3 separate regions of the Homo sapiens genome follow, and all the other regions are linked to region 2. The links are chromatin loops, found by intact Hi-C in ENCODE. Cell type or tissue: mammary epithelial cell. All regions are shown on one strand.

Evidence for each region. A loop is a pair of places that touch in the nucleus more often than their neighbours do. Peaks named below come from ENCODE experiments on the same cell type or tissue, not always from the same donor. Only the 100,000 strongest peaks of a DNase experiment are listed, where the experiment ranks them.
Region 1: it touches region 2 in a loop (5-fold over the local background); 5 of 110 quality-filtered maps call a loop at or near these places.
Region 3: a loop joins it to region 2, with 24 times the contacts of the local background. A loop is called at or near these places in 20 of 110 quality-filtered maps.

What each region holds. Positions count from the first base shown.
Region 1 is chr7:105,059,397-105,067,396 of GRCh38, forward strand. KMT2E (lysine methyltransferase 2E (inactive)) reads left to right here. Exons shown (of 27, transcript NM_182931.3): 4 at 2,768-2,882; 5 at 3,955-4,184; 6 at 7,331-7,411. Among named protein-coding and RNA genes, the nearest start is that of KMT2E, 49 kb to the left of the region's middle. In mammary epithelial cell, no CTCF peak of the experiment used is centred here; no DNase peak of the experiment used is centred here.
Region 2 is chr7:104,918,089-104,926,088 of GRCh38, forward strand. LHFPL3-AS2 (LHFPL3 antisense RNA 2) reads right to left here. Exons shown (of 4, transcript NR_027374.1): 2 at 2,297-2,337. Among named protein-coding and RNA genes, the nearest start is that of LHFPL3-AS2, 4.6 kb to the right of the region's middle. In mammary epithelial cell, CTCF peaks have their summits at 699 (motif pointing left) and 4,966 (motif pointing right); a DNase peak (open chromatin) is centred at 4,983; H3K27ac peaks cover 280 bases.
Region 3 is chr7:105,425,751-105,433,750 of GRCh38, forward strand. No RefSeq gene overlaps it. Among named protein-coding and RNA genes, the nearest start is that of SRPK2, 41 kb to the left of the region's middle. In mammary epithelial cell, CTCF peaks have their summits at 4,156 (motif pointing left) and 4,743; no DNase peak of the experiment used is centred here.

The DNA of each region.
Region 1 (8,000 bases), 140 kb after region 2:
AGAATTTAAAAAGTGTCACTGTTGTAATCAAAGGCAGTTTGGTAGTATCAGTTTTATGTACATTTACCCTTTTGTTCAGCAATAGTAGCTACAGGAACTCATGTTATAGAAATACTACCATTTATGCAGAAAAGATAAATGGATGTACATTTGCAGTAGTACTTTTAATAGTGACAAATAGAAATAATGTCAATATTTACCCGTAGGGGAAATTGTTAAATAAATTTATATTCATATAATGAAATAAGCAATTATTACCAAGAATAAAGTATATATGTTGACATTTAAAGATGGAAAAAGTAAATCATGAATACATATATTTTCGGATTTTAAAAAGCAAAAATTGTGTAGATATAATGATGCATAGAAAAGTTTAGAGAAAGATACATGGCAATATTAACATGAGAATGTTTGGGAGTTGGGTGGAGACATAGTCTTACATTTTCTTATTACTGCTATATTTAGATTTTCTACAATCAGCATGTATTAATTTTGAAATTAAGAAACATTTCTTTTAAAATAATGAATAATTCTTAATGTAACAGCATAGACATTAGCTGAATATTGATTTTCTTGTTGTTGTTTTTTTTTTTTTTTTTTTTTTTTTTTTTTTTTGGAGACAGAGTCTTAACTCTGTCGCCCAGGCTGGAGTGCAGTAGCGCAGTCTCGGCTCACTGCAACCTCTGCCACCTGGGTTCAAGTGATTCTCCTGCCTCAGCCCCCAAGTAGCTGGGATTACAGGTGCCTGCCATCACCCCTGCCTACTTATTGTATTTTTAGTAGAGATGGGTTTTCACCATCTTGGCCAGGCTGGTCTTGAACTCCTGACCTTGTGATCCACCCGCCTCTGCCTCCCAAAGTGCTGGGATTACAGGTGAATATTGGTTTTCAAAGTACAGTCATGCACACATAACAACGTTTCAGTCAACACCAGACCACATAATACAATGGTGGTCCCATAAGATTATATTGGAGGTGCCGTCTACACGTGTACCATTTTTTATCTTTTTTATTGTTTTTTTACTGTACATGTTTTTTTCTCTTTTTAGAGACAGAGTCTCATTCTGTTGCCCAGGCTAGAGTGCAGTGACATGATCATAGCTCACTGTAACCTCAAACTTCTAGGCCCAAACAGCTCTCCCACCTCAACCTCCCAAGTAGCTAGGACTACAGACGTGTGCCAACACGCTTGGCTAGTTTTTTTTTTTTATTTTTAATGTCTGTAGAGAAAGTCTTGCTATCTTACCCAAGCTACTCCTGAACTCCAGGCTTCAAGTGACCCTCCTGTCTCAGACTCCCAAAGTGTTGAGATCATAGGCATGAGCCACCACACCCAGCCCTTATTTTCTATGTTTAGATGTGTTTAGATACAGAATACTTAGCATTGTGTTACCTACAATATTCAGTGCATTGTGTTACCTACGATATTCAGCGCATAACATGCTGTATAGATTTGTAGCCTAGGAGCAATAGTTATGCCATTTAGCCTAGGTGTATAGTAGGCTATACCATCTAGGTTTGTGTAAAGTACACTCTATCATGTTCACACAACGGTGAAATCACCTAATGATGTATTTCTCAGAATGTATCTCCAATGTTAAGCAAAGCATGACTATATTCAGAACATAATGGAGACTCTTCACAATCTCCTTTAGAACCATTAGATAACCTCAGTTTGTATCTCCTCTTTTTGCTGATTCTGGCACACAGCGCTTACAACAGCAGCCACTGAGAGCTAAATTGAGACTTCGTGAAGGGATGACAGTATATTAAGAAGCAGTTGACTGTAAAAAATGTTTTTTATGCTGCTAGTCTCATGACTAATCAGAATATAACCACTAAATATCCTTAAACTAAATAATAGTGCAAATAGTACTAAGTTCTAATGTAAAGTTTTAATAGGAGGTAGGATAAAGATTGTCATGAAAAATTTTTCAAGTGATGTTATAGTTTTGTAAAATAAAGGCACAGAAACAAATCATGTTATTGAGTATTTGCAAGGGAGAGATTAATTTTAGTGTGAACTGACCTCAGATGTAGGTTCACAACCTTGTTGATCAATAGGAATTAACCAAGTAGAGCTCAGGAGGATTGGTAAGAGTAAAGAAGTTGGGAAAGTGATGTATGTAAAATGCTAGGCCAGGGAGCTTGTAAGTCAACAACAGTGGGCAAATTGTATCAGTAGTTGATCAGTCTCCATCATCTAAGACCAGAATTGCTCATCTTACAGATAGCTGTTTATGTTTTTTTTCAGGTATAAATCCTGGTTTATTTTGAAACTTCCTATTACTTAAGTTTACTGACATTTCCAAGGCTTTATTATATTAATATCTGGTCACACTCAACACATGCATATATTTTTGAACACTGAAATGCATACTTCAGTTCCATTTGAGGTCCATATAGATTCTGTGTGTTTTAGTCTTGCTTAAATTATTTCTACTACTTCTTTGCACCCCTTTGCTAGTTTTCTCAGTGCCGTAGGGTTTATTAAATAATAATTGGACTCTAGTAATTTTTTTTAATGAGAGAGAGGGAAACTATATTTGAAATTGGATTGGGACATTTATTTTACTTAAACAGAAGTTTGCTTATGACACATAATCTAGATGGGATATATCTTATCTATAGTGTATCCACCTGCTGTAAGTAGATACTGTATTTGTATAGCCATTATTTTGCTGTAAGTACTTTATCATTTTAATTAAATTGATTAAGAGGAAAAAAAAAGAATGGAATTCTCTTTGATGCAACTTTTTCCCCCCAGACCAGAATCCGTAGAAGCTAGCCCTGTGGTAGTTGAGAAATCCAACAGTTATCCCCACCAGTTATATACCAGCAGCTCACATCATTCACACAGTTACATTGGTTTGCCCTATGCGGTAAGTGTTAAACACTTCTTTGAAAAAACATTTTTAAATTTAGAGATTGAAAGTAGATGCATGTGATACTGTGCTTGAAACGGCATGTTTGAAAAGCATGGTTGTTTCATACTATCAAAATAATTAGGCGTTTAATTTTTCATTAACCATTAAGCGATTAAAGTTCTATAAAAGTGAACTGTTTCTCTTATTATTTTGCAATTTATGCTGTTAATAGTTTGATATTATATTTCTTTACTTCCTAAAAGAATGCAGATAAGGTTGTATTGTACTACCTACTATTAATTTTGAATTATATAGTAATTAATTTTGTTTTAATTTTTTGATTTTTAGTTTTTGAATTATATAGTAATTTATATAGTAAATTTTATAGTTACCATTTATTGAGCCCTTGTTATGTGTCAGACATATATTATTTAATCATTAAAAACAACTTCATGAGATGTAGTTTTCATCTTTTATTTCATAGGTGAGAAAATAAAAGCCTATCTAACTTATTAAATATTGCATATCTAGTAAGAGGCAGCATTTAGATTCAAACGTAATTACATAACAACACATTTATGATACTATGGAGGTAGAATTATGAGATACTTACTACTTGGACCAGAATAAAAATTACTAAATTTAAAAAACTATATTATATGTTTTATAGTGATAAATATGTCTTGTTTTATTATTCTTTAGGCTCCATATTTCTGAGATGTGTGTTTTTCTTTTTCTTTTTTTTTTTTTTAACACTTCTATTCTCACATCTTAATACCTTCTTTCATCTTGGAGGTGGAGCTATGTATGTGACCATAGGAACGTGAAGATATGATTTGGTAGGGAGGGAATGAAATTTGGATGTGAATGTGACCACTCCCACTTTGTAGATAGATATATTCACTTACTGCTGTGGTTTAATAACTGGCTTCACCAAGTCATTTTTTTAATGGTATTAAGGAAGGAATGAGCCAGTCTCATATCTCTTGAGTATTGAAATTAAGGGTTGAATTTTATTTAAGTTGCTTGGTTTATATCATTGTTGAAATTAAATAATATTGTGCTATATTTGTGTTTAATTATTCAGGACCATAATTATGGTGCTCGTCCTCCTCCGACACCTCCGGCTTCCCCTCCTCCATCAGTCCTTATTAGCAAAAATGAAGTAGGCATATTTACCACTCCTAATTTTGATGAAACTTCCAGTGCTACTACAATCAGCACATCTGAGGATGGAAGTTATGGTACTGATGTAACCAGGTGCATATGTGGTTTTACACATGATGATGGATACATGATCTGTTGTGACAAATGCAGGTAAAATATTTTACACCATTATTTTATTTTTCTTGAATGCTGATAACCTTTGGTAATGTTGGAAAAGATAACTAAAGTCACTTTCAAGGGAATTAATGGATACATATTTTAAGTGGGACTTCTACTATTGATGCAGTCCTAGAAAAAGCCTCCTATGTGAAAAAAGAGTTTACTAGAAATCCCTGTTGTTAACTGAGTAATAGACAGTCAGTTCTGAACTTTTTTTCATGTAGGATCACATTTTTCTGTTCACTTAGTTCAATAGTAGTACAAGTACATAAACATAGCAGTAGACAAGATAGAAATGAGAGAATTTAGTCTTTTGTATTTCCTTTGGAATAATTTGTGCTTAGTCAACTGTGATTTTCCAGTTTGCGGAAATTAAACATTTTCATTGATGTTTGTTTGACCTGACTCTCTCACCTCCTTTTGACTTGAACCTTGCAGCACTCTGGAGTCTCCTTGAACCAGAACCACAGTCTCCCCTCCCCCAACCCTGGTTCAGCCACCAAGAAAGGCCTCCTCCCCTAGAGAAGGTGTGATTGGGACAGAAAGTGGGGTTTTGTATCATTTTTTTTTCTTGGTTTTTTTTTTTTTTTTTTTTTTTTTTTTGACTGGGGGGAAGGATTTGGGGAGGATGAAGAGGGAACAGTAGGATTTCAGCCTGAAAGTTACTGAGTTTATCCCCTGCATAGGGTGGGAAGCGCAGAGTACTTACGCAGTGCATTGTAGAGAGCAAGAAAGTTGGGGAGCTTTACAGAATTTCCTGGGTCTGGTCATTATGGTGTTGCTTAATTATTTGATGTGATGCAGTATGGCATATACCCATATTTGAATGTAAGTATAAAAATGGACCCTAAAGCCAAGTATTACTTTGAATTACTTGTAATATTATCCCCATCTATTAGATTAGGTGATTAGGAGTTGAATATTATTGATACAAACATGCAGTTAGCATTATGTTTCAAAAAGTTTGTTTACTCTTGCCAAAAAATGAGAAATTCAAATATTAAGTGGAATGTAAAATTTGATATTTTTATGGAAAGTTGTAATATTAACACTGAGTTTATCTTAATAATAAAAACATATTGTAGTACCTTTCCAAATGTAAAAATAAACTTTCATAACCTGTAATACATTCTACCATGAATAATGACTTCAGTAAATTTATTTAGGAGGTAAATTAAAAAACTAAAAATACAGTGACACTTTGCTTTCCTCATAGTAGAAAATGTCAAATCATATTGTAGCCAGTCATATAGAAAAGCTTTCTCTTGGCTGATTTTGTCTAATGTGATAAATTACATACTTTGGTATGTAATTTTTATTTTAATACATAATCTTAGCAGTGTTCTTCTTTTGATATAACGGCGATGGTCTATATATAAGATACAGTTATCTCTATTAGAGAATAGTAAAATTGTCCTTAGGAGTTTTTATATCCATCTACAAATTATTGAAGGACCAGTTCACAGTTTTTGGATTATTCAAGTTATTTGCTTCTCAGAGAGTACTTTTTGTTATGACTCTAATATTTGTTACTCTGTTTTTCTGTTGCTCAGCCTGTAGTCTCCTGGAAGGCTCTATTCTAACTTTACGTTGGCTCATTATTTTTACATGTTCCTACTACTTATACTCATCTCTTTGAAGTCTGACATCCACAGCTCTGATTATTTATTCATATTCTAGCTTTGTTTCTTCTGTTGTCTGCATGACATCATTACTTGCCCCACAAATTTAGTTTAATTTGTTATTCTAACCCTTGTCATTTGTGCTACTTTTCTTTTTCACATCTTTTTTCCACTTTGATATATATTTCACATTCTGTCAGTTCTTGCCCCAACATTCTCAGTTGAAAAGTAAAGAACAACACAGTAGCAGTTAGTTTGGTACAGTAGTCCCTCCTTTCCCTGGGGTATATGTTCCAAGACGCCCAGTAGATGCCTGAAACTGCAGAGAGTACTGAACCCTACAGTACTTTGTTTTTTCCTATACATAAATACCTATGATAAAGTTTAATTTATAAAGTAGATGCAGTAAGAGCTTAACAACAATTGTAACAGCATACTGTAATAGAAGTAAATGTGGTCTTTGTCTCCTCTCTCTTTCCTTCTGCCCCCCTCTCTCCCTCTTCCTGAAAATATCTTAATATTTTCAGACTGTGGTTGAACACAGGTAAATGAAACCACGAAAAGCAAACCATGGATAAGGGGGAAGCTACTGTAGTTATATATTAGAAGTAGTTTATTCTTATGTAAGGAATAACTAAGACTTTTTGGAGTCAGGCATATATATCAACTTCAGACAAATTAGTCTTGGCAATAAAATACAATAGTAACAAATTGAGAAATTTGCCTCAAACTGGTCCATGTATTCTATTAAAAGTAATTAGGTTTAATCTCTGTCCTCATAGAATGCCTCTTACATTCTTTAACTTATTTTTCTCTGGCGTTAATTCTGGTTCTGCCCTCCTTTAACTCAAGTGTGGAATGTTGGAAATGCCTCTTTAGTTGGTCTTTCTGCTTGCAGTTTCTTCTTTGAATTAATACTACATGCCACCAAAGCACCTGTAAAAAATTGTTACCTGTTGACAGAGGAAATTTACACATGTCTGCACATTCCAAGTCCTAAGTAATCTGACTGTACTTCATTAATCCAATTTTAACCTCCTTCTATTTCTCAAAATGAATATTTCTCTTCATATATGTTGAGCGCCTTGTGGCCACTTTCTCTTCATATCTGATAAATGATATTTGATAAATGTTGCTACACTGATAGCTTACTATTTCCCAAACGAGGTTCGAGTCAAGTTCATTATTCTCCAAGGTGCTTTTCTCATTAATTACAAATAGTGTGGCCGTCTCTACATTGTGATTTCTAATAATATTTGTAGAATAAATTATACATTTTATATTTTAAAATTGTATCTGCTTTAAAAATTTATGTATCCTATATTTATCCTCTTGCTTTTGCATCTCAAAATTTTATCGCCTTGAAGACACGTTTCTATGAATTTCTCAGAGTACCTTTTAGGAGTACTAAGCTCAAAGTAGGTGCTTATTAAATGATAGTTAAATGGAATATCAAATCTTAATTTAAGGATGACTTAAATAATATTACATATGTTCTGCTTTTTTTTTTTTAAGCGTTTGGCAACATATTGACTGCATGGGGATTGATAGGCAGCATATTCCTGATACATATCTATGTGAACGTTGTCAGCCTAGGTAAGTTGCACATATCTGATAACATTGCCAGTAATTTTACTGAGGTAATACTAGTTAACAGAAATTCCTTTATGAATTCGAGTTAAAAAATTAATGAATCACAGCCGGGCATGGTGGCTCATGCCTGTAGTGCCAACTACTTGGGAGGCTGAGGCAGGAAGATTGCTTGAGCACAGGAGTTTGAGGCTGCAGTGAGCTTTGATTGTGCCACTGCACTCCAGCCTGGGTGACAGAGCAAAACCCAGTCTCTTTTTTTTTTAAAAAAAAAAAAAAAAAAGAAAAAGAAAAAAGGAGAATTAATGGATCACTGTGTTTCATCGATTCTAACATACGCTTTTCCATTTTTATGTGTATTCTTACTATTATTTTTGTATTCTGACAACTCTAAAATCAGGAAAATATCTATCAATAGTGTGTCATAGTTTATAGGGTTTTTACTTTATTAATGATGCATAAAATAATAGTGCATCTTCTACCTGATGGCATCTTTTTTAACTGGAATGCGCTATATTAAAGAGTTACTAGATGAATACTCCCTTAGTTAAAGAATTTAGTAGATCTATCATTCTTCTTGTTTGTAATTTTTTTT
Region 2 (8,000 bases):
TCTCTCACCTAGTCAGGAAACAAGTTAGAACATTAAAATTCATCAGATGAGAGCCAAACCCTCGTGAACCAAGGTAAGTAAATGCGTTTACCTCACCCCGTACTACCGGCTACTCCTCTCTCAAAGAAAAAGTTGGGACTCCTCTTCTGACAGGTGAGATCTGTTTCGTTATCCCACCACAAGTCAATAAGTTCAGGGCCTCAGATGTCAAACCAAACTGTGTGTCAATCCTAACTTCCCACATTATTTAAGCACTGGATTTTTCTCTGGCATTAACTGAATGGAACTTCACCTGAGGACAAAATTGGCTGTTACATTTGTAATTATGGAGTAAAGGTTGATTCTTAGCCAAACCAGGCTGGAAAACTGAAAGAATTCAAAAAGTAAGTGTGTAGATGTGACGCTATCTTGCTGATGCAAAGTTTCTCAAGTCAAAACATTTACTTGAAACTTTGGCTTCCTCCAAAGCAATAATTTTTTACATTTTAGGAGCAGCTTTCCTTGTAAAAGCCTTTACACTTGTCAGGCCTTCTGCCTTAACAAAGATTGTGAATTCTCTTCTAGGTGATTAAAATCAATTCTGAATTAAATACAGTTGCCCTGATCATGTCAAAAACGATGCAGCTGCTTTCCTACAGGTTAACTTATCTTGCAGATTTAAAAATCAGTTGTTTTTAAAACTTGGTTTGTACTGCCATCTAGTGATACATTTCATTGACAGTTTCAACATGCTAAATTTATATAGATCCACAGGGTTATCCTTAAGGGCAATGTAGTGCCACATCTATTTTTTCTTTTCTTTTTTTTTTTTTTTTTTTTTTTTGAGATGGAGTCTCGCTCTGTTGCCAGGCTGGAGTTCAGTGGCGCGATCTCGGCTCACTGCAACCTCCACCTCCTGGGTTCAAGCGATTCTCCTACCTCAGCCTCCCGAGTAGCTGGGATTACAGGCGTCCGCCACCATGCCAGGCTAAATTTTTAAATTTTTAGTCGAGACAGGGTTTCACTATGTTGGCCAGGCTTGTCTCAAACTCCTGAGCTCGTGGTCTGCCCGCCTCAGCTTCCCAAAGTGCTGGGATTACAGGCGTGAGCCACCGTGCCCAGCGAGTGCCACATCTTAAATAGAGCATTTACATTTGCAAATATAGAGAGAAGACTACCTCCTATACACAACAAAGTTCCCTCATATACCTTACAGACTAAGAAAAAATTTTTTATCATAAATATTAAAGAGAGCCCAAGCATGGTGGCTCACGCTTGTAATCCCAGCACTTTGGGAGGCCAAGGTGGGAGGATTGCTTGAGCCAGGAGTTCAAGACCAGCTGGGCAATATAGTGAGACCTCATCTCTACAAAATAAAAATTAAAAAATTAACCAGGCATAGTGCGCACCTGTGGTCCCAGATAAACAGGAGGCTGAGGCAGGAGGATAGCTTGAGCCAAGAGATCGAGGCTGCAGTGAGCCGTGTTTTACCCCACTGCACTCTAGCTTGGATGACAGAGTGAGAACCTGTCTCAAAAATAAACAAACAACAAATATATATATATATACACACACACACACACACACACACACACATATATATATACATATATATATGAAAGAGATGTCCCACTAGTATCCTATTAAACCACAGAGACTAGTGGGCTTCTTACATTAGCTTTTTTATTTACATCTTTGATTTTTACCATAATTAAAGCAGTTCATTTCTCCTAGATAAACAAATACAATCCTGGATGTTGAATTTAATGGCCAATCTGTTTGGAAAGGCAGAATTGCATAAAGGTTAAATGCATGGGAACTAGCATGATGCTCTCTGGGTCCAAATCCTAGCTCAGCACCTGCAATCTGTGTGCCCTTAGGTCAGTTATGTAACATCTCCATGCCTCAGTTTTCTAATCTGCAAAATATGGATAATAATCAAACCTACTCATAGAGTAATTTAAGAGACACTATACTTAGCACAGAGGCTAGCACAAAGTAAATGTTCAATAAAACACAACCAGAGCACAGTGAGCCTAATTTGCATAGCCCCGTGGGATGCTGAGATAGCAGGGAAGCTCCGGGTCTCATTCCACCGGAAAATAGATCCTTAGACACAGTAAAGACCAAGATCAGGACTCTGGATGCTAGAATCACCATATGATCCAGCAGTTGCATTTCTGGGTATAAAGGAATTGAACTCAAACAGATAAATATATGCCAATGTTCATAACAGTATTATGATAGCCAAAAGGTAGAAACAACCCAAATGTCTACTGATGGAGGAATGGATAAACAGAATGAGAAATATACATACCAGGGAATATCATTCAGTCTTCTTGTTTTCCTTAGGCCATCCTAATGAACAAAATTCAGTCTTAAAAAGAATGAAATTCTAATACATGCCACAAGTGGATGAACCTTGGAAACATTATACTAAGTGAATAAATTAGACACAAAAGGACACATATTGTATGATTCCACTTATATGAAGTACCTAGAATAGTCAATTCATAGAGACAAAAAGTAGAATAGAAGTGACCAGAGGCTACAGGAACGGAGGAAAGGGGAGTTCACGTTTAACAGACACAGGCTTTCACTTTGGAATAATGAAAAACTCTAGCTATGAATATAGCAGTGATAACAATGTGTTGAGGGTCATGATGTATTGTACAAAAAAGAAAAAAACCTCCACAACAACAATGTGAATGTAAATTGTACACTTGAAAATAATTAAAATGGTAAATTTCATGTTATGTGTATTTTATCACAATTTTCTTTTAAAAGTACAGGCAGGCCAGAGCCCTGGCCACATGCTCCTCTTTCCCACTTCCTTTACCCTCATTACATCCATATGCTTGCTGGGCAGCCCAGGACCACATCCAGAGGACAAGGATAGTGGCCAGGATGCACCAGGAACTCAAAGGAGACCTTCCGAGCTCCCCCATCTTCCCTCCCCCACCCCACCACACACACATACCAACACACATAGGCAGGCACCTTTAGAGGAAGGAAGAAGATGCAACACTCTGGGATCCTAGAAAGCTGGGAGGACTGGTGCAACAATTGCCCTTTGACTCCAACCTGAGCTCTAATTTTCCCCTATAGCTGCCTTGGTCTGGTAATCAAGGTTACACTTTTAAAAGAAGGAAAATGTCAAAAAAGTGGACATGATCCTAATTACATTTGTGTGCAGAGCAAGAAATGAATGTGAACAACTTCGATGCCTACTGATTAATGCTGAAAAACAACTCAAATGAACCAATGAACCAAAAGATAAGCCAAATCCAGAAACAGCTGTGGCTCAACCCCCAGCAATGGACTGGAAATCCATGAGACAGCTCCGCAGATAGAGAATGAAAAGTCTGTTCTTACATACGTTATACTCAGAGTAAGTAATCTTATGTGTAAAAGCAGCCAGGGAAAAACAAAATCAAAATGTCCCTTCCCCAAAACCCTTCTAGGAAACAGTCATCTTGTGAAAAAACAAAGTTTTGGCCCAGTGTTTTGAAAATATCTTACAGTGAGGCATACATTTTTTAAAAATGTATAACCCAAATTTATTACTTATTTATTGCTACATAACAAGTCACTTCCAAACACTGTGCTGTAAAACAACAGTCTTACTATCTGTCACATTTTCTGTGGGCCAGGAATTCAAACAGAGCACAGTGGAGATGGCTAATCTCCTCCAGAATGTCTGGAACTTCAACCAAAAAACTTGAAGGCTGGAGGCTGGAATAGGCTGATGGCTTCTTCATGTACATGCCTAACAGTTCATACTGGCTGTTGACTAAGGGCCAGCAGCATCACCCACACCTGGCCTCACTATGTGGCCTGGGCTTCCTCACAACATGGCAGCTGGGATCAAAAGGCAAGCATCAGCAGCGTGCAGTAGCACATGTCTGTAATCCCAGCGCTTTGGAAGGTCAAGGCAGGAGAATCACTTGAGCCCAGGAGTTTGAGACCAGTCTGGGCAACATAGTGAGACACTGTCTCTACAAAAAATTTAAAAATTATCCAGGTGTGGTGGCACACACCTGTAGTCCCAGAAACTCAGGAGGCTGAGGTGGGAGAGATTGCTTGAGGCCAGGAGGTTGAGGCTACAGTGAGCCCTGATTTCACCACTGCACTTCAGCCCGGGGAACAGAGCAAAACTCTGTCTCAAAACAGGGGGAAAAAAGGGAGGAAAAAAAGTATTCCAAGACAGAACCAGAGAAAAAAGTATTGCCTTTTATGACCTCACTCTGGAAATCATTCAGCATCCCTTTGGCCATGTTCCATCACTTGGTGCGGTTACAAAGATCTGTCTAAATTCCTTAGAAAGGAAGGAGACATACACCCCACCTCTCATGACACAGCGTAGAAAGAGCATGTAGGATGTGATATGTAGCTACATATTGGTGTAGCCAACTTTGGAAAACACAGTTTGCCACATTGTGCTTTATCTCAGTTAATCCTCACCCCCAAAAGAAACTGTATGCTATTACTATTTTACAGTAAAGGAAATGAAAGCTCAGAGAAGTGAAATAACTTTCCAAAGTCACACACTTAGTAAATGGCAGAGTAGAGATTCTGACTCCAGTGTCGAAGTCCTTGATCCCCAACCTGCTCTTCCTGCCATAGGTCACATTGCCTTATCTACAATTACAGAAGCTGGAAGTTCAAGTTCCAGGTCTCCTTATAAATATGTACAAGTTCTTAGAAGAAAAATAAATATAGAGGCATTGGATTCTCTGCTCCTTCTATACTCAGGGCTGCAGCTTCAGAGTAGACTTTATAGAAATATTCTATTAGGCCCAACAGTACCAAGTACATTCACAGCCCAGGGGAGACATCAGTGGGCTTCATATGCCGCCAAAGAATAAGCCCAAAAGTACCTGCAAAATGGCCAGTGCACTTGGCACTGTTAGTTGCCACCATTTGGACCTTATCCAATTGACCCTAAAATTGGCCCAAGTACTTGTGGTAGCCAACTTCCACAAGGTGGCCCCAGCGATCTTTACCTCTGGGTATTCACACCCTTGTGTAATCTCCTCCCACACTCTGTCAAAGTCGGTCTGTGTGACCAACAGCATAAGGCAGAAAATGGTGTATTACTTCCAATATTTGGTTTTAAGATACCATGACTTCCATCATGGGCTCTCTCATCACTCACAAGGGAAGCCAGTCGCCATGTTGTGAGGACAGGCAGGCAGCCCATGGAAAGGCCTGGAAAGCAAGGAACTGACACCCTAGCCAACAGCCAGCAAAGAACTGAGGCCTGCCAACAACCATTTGAGTGAGTTTATACACAGATTTTCCAGCCCCGGTCAATCCTTGAGATGACCACAACCCCAGTGAACAGCCTGGCTGCAACTTCATGAAAGACTGCCTCAGAGCTACCCAGCTAAGCTGGTCCCAGATTCCCTGACCCTCAGAATAAATGTTTATTGTTTAATGTTTACATTTAATGTTATCAATAAACCGATACCTTTAGGGGTCATTTGTTACATAGTAATGGATAACTAACAGAGTATTGAATTTAAAATCATGATTATCTGTTAGTAGAAAGAGTTGGGGCTTTGGAGACAAGCACACTGCCTTTAAATCCTGATTCCACCACTCCCTGGGTGAATAGCATGGACTCTCTGAGCCTCAGTTTCCTCATAAGAATGGGGATGATAAATTTATTCTCAAGACTGAGGATCAAAGGAAAGAAGTTAGAACAGGGAATATTCCTCTTCTTCCTTCTCAACATTTAATTTTTTAATTTTATTTATATTTATATTTTATTTTATTTTATTTTTGAGACGGAGTCTCACTCTTTCGCCCAGGCTGGAGTCAAGTGGCACAATCTCAGCTAAATGCAACCTCCTCGCCTTGGATTCAAGCGATTCTCCTGCCTCAGCCTCCCGAGTATCTGGGATTACAGGCACCCGACACCACACCCAGCTAGTTTTTGTATTTTTAGTAGAGACGTGGTTTCACCGTGTTGGCCAGGGTGGTCTCAAACTCCTGACCTCAGGTGATCCATCGCCTCGGCCTCCTAAAGTGCTATGATTACAGGCGTGAGCCACCACGCCCAGACCCTTCTCAACATTTTAAAACCGGAGTGAGGAATTGCCTCAGAGCAAGCACAACTTGCTCTGGTGATAATAATAATTGTACAACCAACTTCACTTATACTTTTATTCTTTCTATAGACACATTAGAAAGAGTGTAGCATTAATAGTAACATATCATGTATGTTTAAATCCTGTTATGCAGAAATGATAAACCAAAAAATCTGCTTATAGTATAAGAAAATAGTTACATTATTAAACAAACACCGTGAACATATTTTAGCTGCTTCCCATCTACATATAATCGGTCAACAATTCATAGACAACTATTTATTGGGTTCCCATTATGTCCCAGATATTGTCCTAGGTTCTATGAGGAATGAAAAATAGTCTAAGAAGGGCTGGGCACTGTGGCTCATGCCTGTAATCCCAGCACGTTGGGGGGCCGAGGCAGGTGGATCACCTGAGGTCAGGAGTTCGAGACCAGCCTGACCTACATGGTGAAACCCTGTCTCTACTAAAAATACAAAAATTAGCCGGGCATGGTGGCACACGCCTGTAATCCTAGCTACTTGGGAGGCTGAGGCAGGAGAATGGCTTGAACCTGGGAGGCGGAGGTTGCAGTGAGCCAAGATTGTGCCATTGCACTCCAGCCTGGGCAACAAGAGTGAAACTCAGTCTCAAAAAAAAAAAGAAAAGAAAAAGAAAAATAGTCTAAGAAATCATCTCTGTCTTAAAGGAATTTATAGACTTTTTAACATAATATGAAAACCAAAATACTGGCCAAGCATAGTGGCTTATGCCTGTAATCCCAATGCTTTTGGAGGCCAATGCAGGAGGATCACTTGAGGTCATGAGTTTGAGACCATCCTGCACAACACAGTGAGACCTCATCTGTACAAAAAGTTAAAAAATTGTGCTGGCATTGTGGTGGGTGCCTGTAGTCCCAGCTACTTAGGAGGCTGGGGCAAGAGGATCACTTGAACCCAGAAGTTCAAGGCTGCAGTGAGCTATGATCTTGCCACTGCACTCCAGCCTGGGCAACAGAGTGAGACCCTGTTTCAATTACAAAAAAAAAGAAAGAAAGAGGAATATCTTACGCTGTAAGTGAAGTTGCAAGGAAGTAAATGACTAAATAACAGCAAGGTGAATTGGCTTCAAATATGCAGATCTTAATCTCAGATTTACTGTTTACTAGCTTTGTGGATTGAGGTATAATCACTTACCTATCTGTGCCTCAATTTCCCCATCTGTAAAATTGGGCTAATAAGGTATGAGGTATGCCTCACAGAGTTGCTGTAAGGACCAAATGAAGTTTTATATATAGAAGTATGCACACACACACAGAGTGCCTGATATAGGAAAAGTACTCCATTTCTTTTTCTTTTTTTTTTTCTGAGATGGAGTCTTGCCCTGTCACCTAGAGCTGGAGTGCAATGGCTTGATCTCGGCTCACTGCAACCTCTGACTCCCGGGTTCAAGCAATTATCCAGCCTCAGCCTCCCGAGTAGCTGGGATTACAGGCCATCATGCCCAGCTAATTTTTGTATTTTTAGTAGAGACAGGGTTTCACCATGTTGGCCAGGCTGGTCTGAAACTCCTGACCTCGTGATCCCCTCACCTCGGCCTCCCAAAGTGCTGGGATTACAGGCGTGAGCCACCGTGCCCAGCCCATTTCTAATATACATAATACGTGTGGGTATTTGTTTACGTGGGGGTTATAGGCTATTGAGAAGAGAGGGATAAACTGGGTTGGAGTGTGGAATGTGCTGGGAGATACTGAGAAAGTACTTCTTGAATCAGCCTGAAGACCAAGCTGGCTTTAGATGGTCTGGGAGGAGAGAGGAATCCCAGAGAGATGGGAGAACCCAGCCTACTCTGATGTAGGGGACATAGCCTTAACATCTTCCTGCCACAAAGGCGCTGCCACCAATAACAATTCCACCTTGTTAAATAAGAAATAGGCCAGGTGCAGTG
Region 3 (8,000 bases), 510 kb after region 2:
TGCTGTAAACAGATGTGCTGTCATCCAGGCTTTGTTGTTCTACTTATAGAGCACACGCAGATCAGATTTAGCATAATGCTTAGGATTAAAAGCCCTAGGATTTTCAGAATGGTGAATGAGCATTGGCTTCAACTTAAGGTCACCAGCTGCGTTAGGCCCTATTGAGAAAGTCAGCCTGCCCTTTGACGCCTTGAAGCCAGGCACTGATTTCTCCTCTCTAGCTAGGAAAGTCCTAGATGGCATCTTCTTCCAAAAGAAAGCTGTTTGTCTACATTGAAAGTCTGCTTAATGTAGTCATCTTCAGCCGGGTGCAGTGGCTCACGCCTGTAATCCCAGCACTTTGGGAGGCCAAGGTGGGTGAATCATGAGGTCAGGAGTTCGAGACCAGCCTGGCCAACATGGTGAAACCCCGTCTGTACTAAAAATACAAAAAATTATCTGAGTGTGGTGGTGGACCTGTAATCCCAGCTACTCAGGAGGCTGAGGCAGGAGAATCACTTGAACCCGGGAGGCAGAGGTTGCAGTGAGCTGAGATCACGCCACTGCACTCCAGCCCAGGTGACAGTGTGAGATTCCATTTCGAAAAAAAAAATGTAGTCATCTTCATCAATGATCTTCATTAGGTCTTCTGGATAACTTGCTGCAGCTTGTACTTGTTTCACCTTGTATTTTCACTATGTAGATAGATGCCTTCTTTCCTTAAACCTCATGAACCATCCTCTGCCAGCTTCAAACTTTTCTAGCTTCCTTACCTCTCACAGTCTTCATAGAGTTGGAGAGAGTGGCTGCGTGTGGTGGCTCGTGCCTGTAATCCCAACACTTTGGGGCACTGATGTGGGCAGATCTCTTGAGCCCAGGAGTTTGAGACCAGCCTGAGCAACATAGTAAAACCCTGTCTCTAATTTAAATTATTGAAAAAAAAAAAAAGTATTGGCCTTGCTCTGGATTAGGTTTTGGCTTATGAGAACATTGTGGCTGGTTTGGTCTTCTGTTTGGACCACTCAGGCTTTCTCCATTTCAGCAATAAGGCTGTTTTGCTTTATGATTCATGTGCTTACTGGAGTAGCAATTTTAACTTCTTTCAAAAACTTTTCCTTTGCATTCACAATTTGGCTGCGTAATGCAAGGAAGGGGCCTAGCTTTTGGCCTATCTCAGCTTTCAACATGCCTTTCTCACTAAGATTAATCATTTCTAGCTTTTGATTTAAAGTGAGAGGCATGTAACTCTTTCCACTTGAACACTTAGGGGCCACTGTGGTGTTATTGACTGGCCTAATTTCAATATCTTTGTGTCTCAGGGAATAGGAAAGTCCAAGTAGAGAAAGAGAGATGGGGGAATGGCCAGTTGGTGGAACAGTCAGACCACATACAACGTTTATTGATTAAGTTCAATGGCTTATGTGGTGCAGTTCATTGTGCCTCAAAACAATTACAATAGTAACATGAAAGATCACTGGTAACAGATTACCATGCAGTTATAATAATACTGAAAAGCTTAACATATTATGAGAATTACCAAAATGTGACATAGAGACATGAAGTGAGCACATGCTGTTGGAAAAATGGCACTGATCAACTTCCTTAATGTACGGTTGCCACAAACCTTCAATTTGCAAAAAATACAATATGTCTGCTGCCTGAGGAACATAGTGAGACCCCATCCCTAAAAAGCAAAACAAAATAAGTCATATAATGTCTGCAAAGTACAATAAAGCAAAGTGCAATAAAATTAGGTATGCCTATATCATAAAACAGAAATAAAGGAAATATAGTAGTTACCAGAGGCTTGGAAGAGTAAGGGAAGGGGGAATAGGAAGAGAATGGTTAATGGATGCAAAATTACAGTTAGAAGGGGGGAATAGGCCAGGTGCGGTGGCTCACACCTGTATTCCTAGTACTTTGGGAGGCCAAGGTGGGTGGATCACCTGAGATCAGGAGTTCAAGACCAGCCTGGCCAACATGGCAAAAACCCATCTCTACTAAAAAATACAAAAATTAGCTCAGTGTGGTGGTGCACACCTGTATTTCCAGCTACTCAGGAGGCTGAGGCAGGAGAATTGCTTGAACTCAGGAGGTGGAGGTTGCAGTGAGCTGAGATCACCCCATTGCACTCCCAGCCTGGGCAACAGAGTGAGACTCCATCTCAAAAAAAAGAAAAGGAGGAATAAACTCTAGCATCCTATAGCACAGCTGGGTGACTATAGTTAACAACATTGTTTTTGTGTATATATATTATTTATTTATTTATTTATTTTTGAGACAGAGTCTCACTCTGTTGCCCAGGTGCAACCTCTGCCTCCCGGGCTCAAGCGATTCTCCTGCCTCAGCCTCTTGAGTAGCTGGGATTATGGGTGTGCACCACCACGCCCAGCTAATTTTTGTATTTTGAGTAGAGACGGGGTTTCACCATGTTGGTCAGGCTGGTCTTGAACTCCTGACTTTGTGATCCACCTGTCTCAGCCTCCCAAAGTGCTGGGATTATAGGCATGAGCCACCACGCCCGGCCGTATATTTTTAAATAGCCACAAGAGAGAAATTTGAATGTTTCCAACACAGCAATATGATCAATGTTGAAGGTGATGGATATCCCAGTTACCTCAATTTGACCTCTAAACATATGCATATATTGAAATATCACATGTACCCCCGTAAGTTTGTACAATTATGTATCAATTAAATTTTTTTAATCTTTAAAAAAGGAAATAAGCATTTCAATATGTACATATCAAGATATGACTATGCAAGAAGGCTTAATGAAATAATCAGATACTTGCGTCTTCACATAGCATCATAGTAAATGTGCCAGCTACAAGCACAGAGTAATACAGGTGTGTTGTATAGTAATGAGTCAATTATCCCACATGGTAGTGATATAGATGTTATGATTGTCTGCAATGGTAGAAAACCCTTGGTAAAGTTCAAGACATCATAAAGTCAAATCCTCCTTTCATATATATAATTGTATTCTTGGAAAAATCAGAATATGTTAACAATCTGCCAAAGGTCCCTGTATTACAGATTTTTTTTTTTTTTTGAATCATGGTCTCGCTCTGTCACCCAGGCTGTAGTGCTACAGTGTGATCACAGTTCCCTGTAACCTTGGCCTCCCAGACTCAAGTGATCCTCCTCACTCAGCTTTCTGAGTAGCTAGGACTACAGGTGTACATGCCACCACGCCCAACTAAGTTTTTATATTTATTTTTATTTGTAGAGATGAGGTCTCCCTATGTTGTCCAGGCTGGTCTTCAACTTCTGGGCTCAAGCAATTCTCCCACCTCAGCCTCCCAAAGTGCTGGTATTACAAGTGTGAGCCACCATGCCCTGCCTGCAGATGTCTTATACATTTGATTTCCACCCATTAAAATGACAGTAGTGCTGACCAATCATTGTGACAATCAATAATACTCTCTCCCACCACATTTTCTTCTTCTTTTTTTTTTTTTTTAGACGGAGTCTCACTCTGTCACCCAGGCTGGAGTGCAGTGGCATGATCTCAGCTCACTGCAACCTCTGCTTCCTGGATTCAAGCGATTCCCCTGCCTCAGCCTCCTGAGTAGCTGGAATTACAGGCATGTTCCACTATGCCCAACTAATTTTTGTATTTTTAGTAGAGACGGGGTTTCACCATGTTGGTCAGGCTGGTCTCGAACTCCTCACCTCATGATCTGCCTTCCTTGGCCTCACAAAGTGCTGGGATTACAGGCGTGAGCCACCGCGTCCAGCCCCCAACCACATTTTCAAAATGCTGAGAGTGCAGTTAGAACTTACGTAGAGAGGAAAGAGCACTGACATAGGAGTCAGACAGGAGACAGCTGTTCACTCTAGCCCAATCACTTTACTGTTCTGGGTTTCATTTCGCTCATCTGAAAAATGTAGAACTTGGTCTGTGTAATCACTAAGATCTATTTGATGCTGAGGTAGACCATATATATATATATATTTGTTTGTTTGTTTGTTTTTTGAGAAATAGAGATGATGTCTCACTATGTTGCCCAGGCTGGTGTTGAACTTCTGGGCTCAAGCAATCCTCCTGCCTTGGCCTCACACAGTGCTGGGATTACAGGTGTAAGCCACCGCGCCTGGCCCTATATCTTTCTTATTGCTAGTTGATGAAACAATAACTGCTAAAAGGTATACAGCCATGTCTCCCTCTGCTGGCTGAGTGACATGTCATAAATGCAAACAGAAGATTTTTAATGTTTTCAGTGCAAGAGCTGTCATCTTTTAGGATTTATTGACCAACACAACATGTTGCCAAGTGATAAATGTAGACAGCATTTGTTTCAAAGCTTGGATACCATCTTCATTTTCACAAATAGATATATATCTATCACAACAAAGTCTCTATATTCAGGTACTCACTATCTAAATTAAATTTGGAAAAGCAGATCAGACTGCACATGAAACTGACATACTGTGTTGATCAAGGGCTTTTGGCTGGAATTATTTGGCTCATTCCCTCAGCCATCTCCAGGGGATAATTATCTCCAAAGAGGGAATTTCCTGTTGGAGTTAACAGACTTTCAAGAAGTATTCGGCAGATCATTAATCTTTTAATGGCTAAACCGTGAAAAAAATTAGTTACATATTAAATAGTTTTAAAATACTGTTACCCCCAGCTTCAGACTTCCTACAGTGTGCTATGGACTGAATGCTTGTGTCCTCCCAAATTCATATGTTGCAATCCCAATCCCCAATGTAATGGTGTTTGGAGATGGGGCCTTTGGGAGGTAATTAGGTCATGAGGATGCAGCCCACATGATGGGGCTAGTGCCCTTATAAGAAGAGCCATGAGAGAGCTTGCTTTCTCTCTCTCTGCCATCTGAGCACACAGTAAGAAGATGGCCACCTGGGCCAGGCACAGTGGCTCACGTCTGTAGTCCCAGCACTTTGGGTGGCTGAGGCGGGTGGATCAACTGAGGCCAGGAGTTCGAGACCAGCCTGGCCAACATGGAGAAACCCTGTCTGTATTAAAAATACAAAAATTAGTCGGGCGTGGTGGCGTGCGCCTGTAATTCCAGCTACTCTGGAGGCTGAGGCAGGAGAATCACTCCAACCCGGGGAGTGGAGGTTGCAGTGAGCCAAGATCGTGCCACTGCACTCCAGCCTGGGCGACAGAGTGACACTCTGTCTCAAAAACAAACAAAACTAAACTAAACAAAAAAACAAACAAACAAAGAGATAGCCATCTCCAAACCAGAAGGAGGGCCTTTACCAGGACGGGACCGTGCTGGCACTCGGATTTTGAACGTTCTCTGGACTGTGAGGTATAAAATTCTGTTGTTTAAGCCACCCAGTCTATGGTATTGTTATAGCAGCCCAAACTGATGAAGACAAATGAGTTTCCCTCTTTCCTGAATTAGTCTAATTATTACTACTATTATTATGGTTTGTATTTTTGTAGGGTACTTTAATTGTTTTGGGAAAAAAATAAGTTATGTGTGTATATATATATTTTTATTTATTTATTTATTTTTTGAGATGGAGTCTTGCTCTGTTGCCCAGGCTGGAGTGCAGTGGCATGATCTCGGCTCACTGAAAGCTCCGCCTCCCAGGTTCACGCCATTCTCTCGCCTCAGCCTCCCAAGTAGCTGGGACTACAGGTGCCCGCCACCACACCCGGCTAATTTTTTGTATTTTTAGTAGAGACGGGGTTTCACCGTGTTAGCCAGGATGGTTTTGATCTCCTGACCTTGTGATCCGCCTGTCTTGGCCTCCCAAAGTTCTGGGATTACAGGCGTGAGCCACCGCACCCGGCCTTATTTTTATTTTTTGAGACAGAATCTCGCTCTGTCACCCAGGCTGGAGTGCAGTGGTGCAATCTCAGCTTACTGCAACCTCCGCCTCCTGGCTTCAAGTGATTCTCCTGCCTCAGCCTCCTGAGTAGCTGGGACTACAGGTGTGCGCCACCATGCCCAGCTAATTTTTGTATTTTGAGTAGAGACAAGGTTTCATCAAGTTGGCTAGGCTGGTCTTGAACTCCTGACCGCAAGTGGTCCAACCGCCTCGGCCTCTCAAAGTGCTAGGATTACAGGCATGAGCCACCGTGCCAGGCCAAGTTCTATATTATTTTAGAGCTATTTTTAAATTACAGTTATCCATGCAAGGTTAAGAAAAAAAGGGCGGGGGTAGAAAGAACTCAAGTCACACTGAGGTGCAGAAATGAAAAATGAAAGTCTCTCCTCCCCCCACACATTACCAGTCCACATCCAGAATCAATCACCATTCATAGTTTCTGGTTTTAATTCATAATCATCGTAATAGTAAATATTATCCTTTCTTGGCATTACTTTTGTATGCTAATTTATCAAGTTTGGGCACTGTATTTTTTACAAATTATTATTATTAAAGAATCCACTTGTATGACAGTGATGAAGCCCAGGCTGAGTTTGGGCATAAGTACATCCCACTCAGGATTTTATAGTTATAATCCCTGTCTTCTCTCTAGACCTCAACTGAAAACCCAGACTCATGAGGCCTCAATCCCTGATGAGCCTAGGTTTTCAGTTGAGGCCGTCCTATACTTGGTACACGCCAAAGGCAACCATGCAGGAGGCTTTTTCAGAGAAAACAACTTTGTCTTCCCAAAAGACAAATGCTCCCCTTTGCTTTATGAGGCAGAGAGCAACCCCAAACCACGGACAGGTTGGGGCCTACACAGCCCTCAATTAATTTATCAACTTTGGACTGTATTTTTCACTCACTGCCATATAAGATAAACGATTTATTACACTTGTAATATATCCCCTTAATTCTTTCCATAGACCTCCCAGTGATTCTAGTTGGCTCCTATTTTACTTCTAATGGTTGTCTTTTTTTTGCCTTTAAATATTATATGATATCATCTATTTCTTTTCTTTTTTTTTTCTTTTTTTTTTTTTTATTTTTGAGATGGAGTTTCGCTCTTGTCGCTCAGGCTGGAGTGCAGTGGCGCCATCTCAGCACACTGCAATATCTCCCTCCTGGGTTCAAGTGATTCTCCTGCCTCAACCTCCCGAGTACCTGGGATTACAGGCGCCCACCACCATGCCTGGCTAATTTTTTGTATTTTTAGTAGAGATGGGATCTCACCATCTTGGGCAGGCTGGTCTCAAATTCCTGACCTCAGGTGATCCACCCACCTCGGCCTCCCAAAGTGCTGGAATTACAGGCATGAGCCACTGCGCCCGGCTAAGTTAATGCATTTATTCTTGTCTTGTCTTGTCTTGTCCTTTCTAGACAGGGTCTTATACTGTTACCCAGGCTGGAGTGCAGTGGCATGATTGCAGCTCACTGCAGCCTCAACCACCTGGGCTCAAGCCATCCTCCCATCTCAAACTCTGGAGTAGCTGGGACTACAGGAATGTGCCACCATGCTTGGCTTATTTTTTATCTGTTGTAGAGATGGGGTCTCACTATGTTTCCAGGTTGGTCTCGAATTCTTGGGCTCAAGCAATCTACCTACCTCTGCCTCCTGAAGTGTTGGGATTACAGGCGTGAGCCACTGCACCTGGCCTGTCTTTATTATTTTTGCCTCCTCCACATTTTTGCTAGTTAAAATATTATCTTACTTGTCAAGACATCATATTTATATGCTGTATTTATAGTTCTGTCTAAGGTTACATTTTCTCTTTGCTACTGCAGGCCATGAATGTTTCTGCCTCAGGACCTTTCCATTTGCTCTTCATGGCTTACTCTTAATTTAGATCTCAGCTCAGACGCCATCTTCCTGAGAAAGTTATCTAAAAAGGCAACTCTTCCTCTCCACCCCATTCATTCCCTTACTGTTTAATTTTCTTTATAGCATTTATCAAGATTTAATATTATATATTCATGATACAATTAATTATAATTTAAAAAAATTCGGCCAGGCATGGTGGCTCATGCCTGCAATCCCAGCACTTTGGCAGACCAAGGCGGGCAGATCACTTGAGGCCAGGAATTCGAGACCAGCCTGGCCAACATGGCCAAATCCCGTCTCTACAAAAAATACAAAAATTACCTGGGTGCAGTGGCTCAGG